2 separate regions of the Homo sapiens genome follow, and region 2 is linked to region 1. The links are chromatin loops, found by intact Hi-C in ENCODE. Cell type or tissue: ascending aorta. All regions are shown on one strand. Each heading gives the region's core, and the rest is flanking DNA. Links, peaks and the distances in the headings are about the cores only.

Region 1 (2,921 bases), core at 264-2,763:
AGAAGTTTAGTATGTGATAAAGGTGACCATTTGAAATCAGACGGCATTTGGTTGAAAGTACACTCTTGTATGACGTATGAAATCCCCACATGTTCTGCCACCATTATTTAAAGAAGAGACATGAATTTTGTCTTTAAAAAATTAATAAATTATTACAGGATGGCGAACTGAATCGTCTTCTTAAATCCTCAATATAATCAGAGAAAAGAAACTTTGAAGTCAGTACATCCATAACAATGCTGAAAATTGAGAAAGAGTGATATAATGAATAGAAACTTAGAAGAATTTCTGAATAATTGAAAGAAAATGGAGATCAGATTAATGAAAATATTAAGACTATCCAGATATTCGAGGAAAAGCAGTGATAAAACATAAAGAACCTAGAGGTAGAGGAAAAAATCAGAACCAGTGACCCAGGAAACAGAAGAGAACTTTAAGAACATTTAATGTTATAGGTAGAGACATTTAAGAGAATATTGCCACCTCAAAATAAAAACAGGCTGCAATGAAGGAGGAAGAATAAAGAACAGCTCTTATAAATAAAAATCAAGATTGCTAAATTTTTAAATAGAAGACCTGAAGACCAAATTATAGATCTCAAAGATGAAGATGATAAAATTTCCAAAAATGTAGAGAGCAAAGGGGAAAAAATTATGAAAGAAAAATTAGAAAGCAAGGAGATCATATCTAGAAGTTCCTGTCTGTTCATAGTATTTAAAATGGTTAAATGCTCCTGGGAATAGACTGATAGATTAGTGTGGCAGCATGGAGTTCAGCAACTGATCTGCATTTATATGGAGATTTATATATGATAAAGGTGGCATTTTTAATCAGTGGGCATTTGGGGAAATAGGGCTTATTGGTCTTTTGGAACATTGTTAGTGCCCTACTCCACTCCTAAGTTATTTGATTAAATGGAAAACTGATGCAGATATGCCAGAAGCTCTTGTAACCAATGCTTCCAGTTTGTAAAATTTTAATGTTTATTTTCTTCCATCCTAAAAGTAGACTTCACATTCCAAGGGAAGGGGAAAATGGAGTAGAATGCAAAGGGAGGTTTAAGTTCTGCTTTAGCAGGCATGAGTAGGGAAAAATAAACAGTTGGGGAATTTTTCCAGTCCTGTCTGCTGTTCTGCTCCATTAATGATAGGCTGTTGCTCTTTTACAAAACTAAAGAATAGGCACTAGGATGCAAATCTCATTCTCTTCCAGTTTTCAGCTTTCCTTGAGAAGAGGGATCCACGAATATTCCCCAGACAACTTACATAACCTTGCTCAAATAGAAGCTCAGAGTTGCGGAGTGCAAAATGAAAGAAAAAGGCATAAGGTTGCCTCAACCATTTTGTGAGCTGAGAGCAGAAAGGAAACATTGATTTTATGTCTTACATATTTCATGTGCATTAGAAGGAGGGAGTGAAAGCCTGACATGATGCTCAGTCAAGGGACTAGATTTACCATTTACTTAAACTAGCGTGTGTAGGTTCTCCACAGTAATTAAACTTAAATTTGTGTTTAACTTTTAGCACATTAATGTAAATACATTCTAAGTCATCAAATGCCTACCTTAGTACTGCCACATAATTTCTGTGTTGGAGTTGGCTTTTGTGTTTACAACTTTATTGGCCTCAAGTGGAAAGGAAAAGAACAGAGAAAAAAATAATATATTAGGGAAGGCCAATGGCATCATGATGCAAGCTATGAGTAAAAGTTTCACAGTAACTTAAATAAAGAACTGTGATGGGAACATTAAGTTCTCTCAAGCACACAGTAGCATAGGCTGCCAAACCAAAAACATTCCTGCTCTGGCATTCAGGACCATGGTCACAGAGAAAGGAGTGATTTTTATTTCAGCAAGTAACATCCTCTGTCACATTAAATTAATAGAGGTAATGTGAATTATATTGGTTCTGTAAGTTCATAGTTGGGTGCGCATAAGAAATTTATACCTAGGTTTATGTTTGCACTTCTATTTAAATAGCATTATGATAAAAATAATTTAATTAAAAGTAAACACTAGTGTTATGAGTACTAGTATTTTTATTAGCCAGGACACACATAAAATTTGATCATCACTGACCTTAGTAGTTCTGCCAGGCTACAAAGGTGGTTGCACAGGGCTGAGCTGGAATAGAAACTAGGGCTCAGGTAATTTGGTCTCCCTGTTTCTTCATGAGACAAGCCCTCCTTAGGCTGTTCTCTTTAATTTCTAGCCCATTCTTTTTCATGTTTTAATTTTCTATTCACGAGTAAGTCTCTCTTTCCTTGGTGTTTACTTAGTAATGTGTGCTTCTTAGCAGATGGGAGAACGGGGTTTTTTGAAAGAGCAGGGCTTGGGGTTTCTGGTGAGAAAAAAATGGGAGCTAGCTCAAAACCAAGTAGACCTAGTGGCACATAAACACGATCCCAGACAGTTCCAGAAGCCTCTAAAATAATCCCAACCATTTTGTGGGCAAGACAAGTGCTCTGGTGAGAATTATGACCACTCCCAGACAACTAACAGTTGGCAAAAATCCTTCCCTTTAAGACAAAGAACCCATGGCTCCTGGAGCTCGTATGGGGTGAGTGTTAATCAGATGGAAAGATGGTGCATGGTTCAAATTAAACTAGAAAAACGATCAATGAATTTATGATGAGAATATAAGTATATTAAGCAGATAAAGAGCTCTTGGTTGCTGATTAGTGCATTCCCTCCCTATAGTCATTTGTGATAAGAATGTTACATGGTGGACATGTAATCAGAATCAGGAGAGTTAGATAAGTTGCCTGTCTAGTTAGATCAGAACATGATGGACTGAGGCAGCCATCTGTTTTCAGGGGTGCACACTTGGCACAGAGACCTAATACTCTTCACAAACCAAGGGGCCCTCTCTTCTAGACAGGGGTTGAGTGAGCACAGCCAAATTTGCTTCTGTGTCATCTTT
Region 2 (2,921 bases), core at 181-2,680, 490 kb after region 1:
GCCCATGGTGGAGAGTGGTGAGAGTGAAGGGCAGAAAGGCCAATCAGGGGCCTCCAATTCCAGGCCAAGTGGTTTGGTTTAGCCCAGGTTTCAGATTAGAAGCCAGACTCACTGATGGCTATGGATGTGTGAGTGTGAGTGTGTGTGTGTGTGTGTGTGTGTGTGTTTCTTTTTTGCTTTTATTGGAGTTGATTATATATGTTTAAAGTCTGAACTGGAATGTCTGGGGTCAGGGAACATTTGCTCCTCAATTTTGAATTTAGCTTCAGGCTCCACTTACCCAGTCACTTAATTTGTATGTTTATGTTACCTACCTGTAAAAATTCGAGATTGAGGCCCCTGTCCTTCAGGTAACAGGGAACTAATGGATATTTTTGGAATGATGGAAATGGTATTTCATGATTATCAGGGTTGCCATATAAAATACAGAATGCACAGTTAAATTTGAATTTCAGATAAACAACAAATAATTTTTAATATATGTCCCATATAATAAAAATTATTCATTTTTAAAATTCAAATGTAACAATGTAACTGAGTATCTTGGCGTTTTGTTTTTGCTTTTTGCTAAATCTGGTAATCCGGCTCATGTGGCATATATAAAATTAATGGGAGGAAAGAGAAATGAGATTAAATGAGGAGGTTGTACAATAGTCTCAGAAAGACATGGATAATCCACTCCTTTAACAGGATGGATGGCTGCATTGGAGGTGAGAGACATTCACAAAAAAAGAACGAGCGGAGCATGCAGCTTGGTTAGAGATGGGGAACAAAAGAAGAGAAGTAACCCCAGGGTTACAGAGACACAATTCACACTACAGCTCTGCTGCTTAATTACACAAGATACTCCCAGCCTTGGTTTCCCCATTACCACTTCTAATGTGTCATAAGGAGTAATGAAAATGCCTCATAAATGCTGCACAAATGTCGGTTGTTGTAATAAATGTCCCAGCCCCATTCTTTTCAACACACACTATTACTAAAGCCGTGTCTCTTCCATGCTGTCCTTGTCTAATTATTTTGAACACAAAGGTAAAATGTCCCTTTGTTCCATTTCCCTATTGGCCCACACAGCTCGAACTTGTACAATTCCCTGTTCTCCACATGGGCACTCGCGAACACTCAGAGCTTCCTCTCCTTGGCAAATTCACGGGCCTTTCCTCTGTTTTTCCAGCAAGCCATTGGTAAAAATGTGTATTAGGACAGAGTTGGAGACACAATAAGCCAGAAGCTCTGACCCTCGAGGTGGCCATCAGTCCACGCATAAACACCCTCTGGGTCCTGTCTAATGCACTATACCTGGACTTTGTTTCTCTGTGCCCAAACATCAGACAGAGACCCCCTGTGCAGATAACATGAGGCGATGGGCCCTGATACTGACTACCCCTGCTACTTTCTAGCTCGGTGTCTTGGGGCACATGGTGTAGCTTTTCCTGTAAGATAGTTTGTTATTTACTGTCCTTTTATTTCAATTGCTTTTTCCTTTCTTCAGTGTCAATTTTATGACTAATGGTTACACTAAAATTGTCTAAACCTTTTCTTTCTGGATTACAAATGATGGATGCATAAAATGCTCCCTCTGGCCTGGCTTTCTTCAAGTCACCTTGCCCCTGCCCTCAGGGAGCTCAGCTTCTCATCTGTCTCCAGAACTTCTGCCAGAATGCTTCACCTTTCCTTGGCCTCTGTTGCCACCTGCAGGAGCATTTGGAGGAGGGTTCCAGGACCCTAGATGCCAGAGAGGGAAGCAATAGGCATGTGAAATCTTGAGTTTCACCAGACAAAATCTCCTCACCTCTCTTGAGTTCATGCTGCAATATTTATGTTATTTATTTATGTTTATTTATTTGAGGCAGAGTCTCACTATGCTAGCCAGACTGGCTTCAAACTGTTGAGCTCAAGCGGTCATTGCCACCCACCCCCTCTGCCCCCACCTTAGCTTCCTGAGTAGCTGGGATTATAGGCACGCATAATCATACCCAGCAAAGCTCCAGTATTTAATCAGTTGAGTGACTTTAGGCAAATCACTCCTTTTAGCCTATTTCCTCATCTCTAGAAGAATATTTGATATCCATAAATTTGCTTTGATAGTGATTGTAAATGGGTCATTCATTTATGTATTCACGAAGCAAACAGCATGTTGGATAAAAAGACATGAAAATATAAGAACCTGAGAGAAAAATCACAATATTACAGGGGCATCAGTCAAACCCACAGGAAATTGTCAGTTTGTTTTGATAGACCTATAAACAAAGTGTCACATGATCTAAGTCATGCCTCTTGTCTGGTGCAAGCAGGGAAAGCTTCACAACAGAGGTGACATATTAATTGGACTTGGAAAACCACATAGGAGTTCACCAGGGTTTGGAAGAACACATAGGAGTTCATAAGGCAGAGAGGAAGGGAAAGGACTTTCCAGAAAGGGGAAGCAATAAGCCAAAATGTTTTGACCTGCAGGTTGTTCCCAAGGAGTGACTGAACTCTTGTATCCTGCAGCAAGCAGGCTTGGTAGGAGAGAAACGTTAAGGAGAGAGGAATGTTGCCAATGTCAAGGGAAGGAGTGGTGAGGCTTGGCCCTGGCAGGAGTCTAGTAGGGGGATGAAGAAGAGGAGCTATCAGGCTGCAAAAAGAACATTGAATCAGGATGGGCAGGTCTGCTTCATGGCCCAGACTCTTCCAACCACTCACTATGGGACCTTGGCTAAGTTAACCACCCTCTCTATGCTTCAGTTTCCTCATGTGCAAGTGAAGATAATAACCCCCACCTCGCTGTGTTGTTGCCAGATAACACATGCAAAATCATTAACACAGTGCCTGCCGCAGATGTGCTCAAACAGGTCAGCCACTGGTGTTACCATTAGATATGCAGCTTCAGGGACTTATTTTGTCTCACCAATCCTACTTTCCTCGTCAATAAAGTGAGA

The links. Peaks named below come from ENCODE experiments on the same cell type or tissue, not always from the same donor. Only the 100,000 strongest peaks of a DNase experiment are listed, where the experiment ranks them.
Region 2: a loop joins it to region 1, with 2.8 times the contacts of the local background. A loop is called at or near these places in 2 of 110 quality-filtered maps.

Annotation. Positions count from the first base shown.
Region 1 is chr11:95,646,376-95,649,296 of GRCh38, reverse strand. No RefSeq gene overlaps it. Among named protein-coding and RNA genes, the nearest start is that of FAM76B, 140 kb to the left of the region's middle. In ascending aorta, for the core only: no CTCF peak of the experiment used is centred there; a DNase peak (open chromatin) is centred at 1,786; H3K4me3 peaks cover 640 bases; H3K27ac peaks cover 2,500 bases.
Region 2 is chr11:95,153,440-95,156,360 of GRCh38, reverse strand. The region is part of intron 1 of LNCRNA-IUR (lncRNA imatinib upregulated); the gene reads right to left. Among named protein-coding and RNA genes, the nearest start is that of LNCRNA-IUR, 4.4 kb to the right of the region's middle. In ascending aorta, for the core only: a CTCF peak has its summit at 1,677 (motif pointing left); no DNase peak of the experiment used is centred there; H3K27ac peaks cover 64 bases.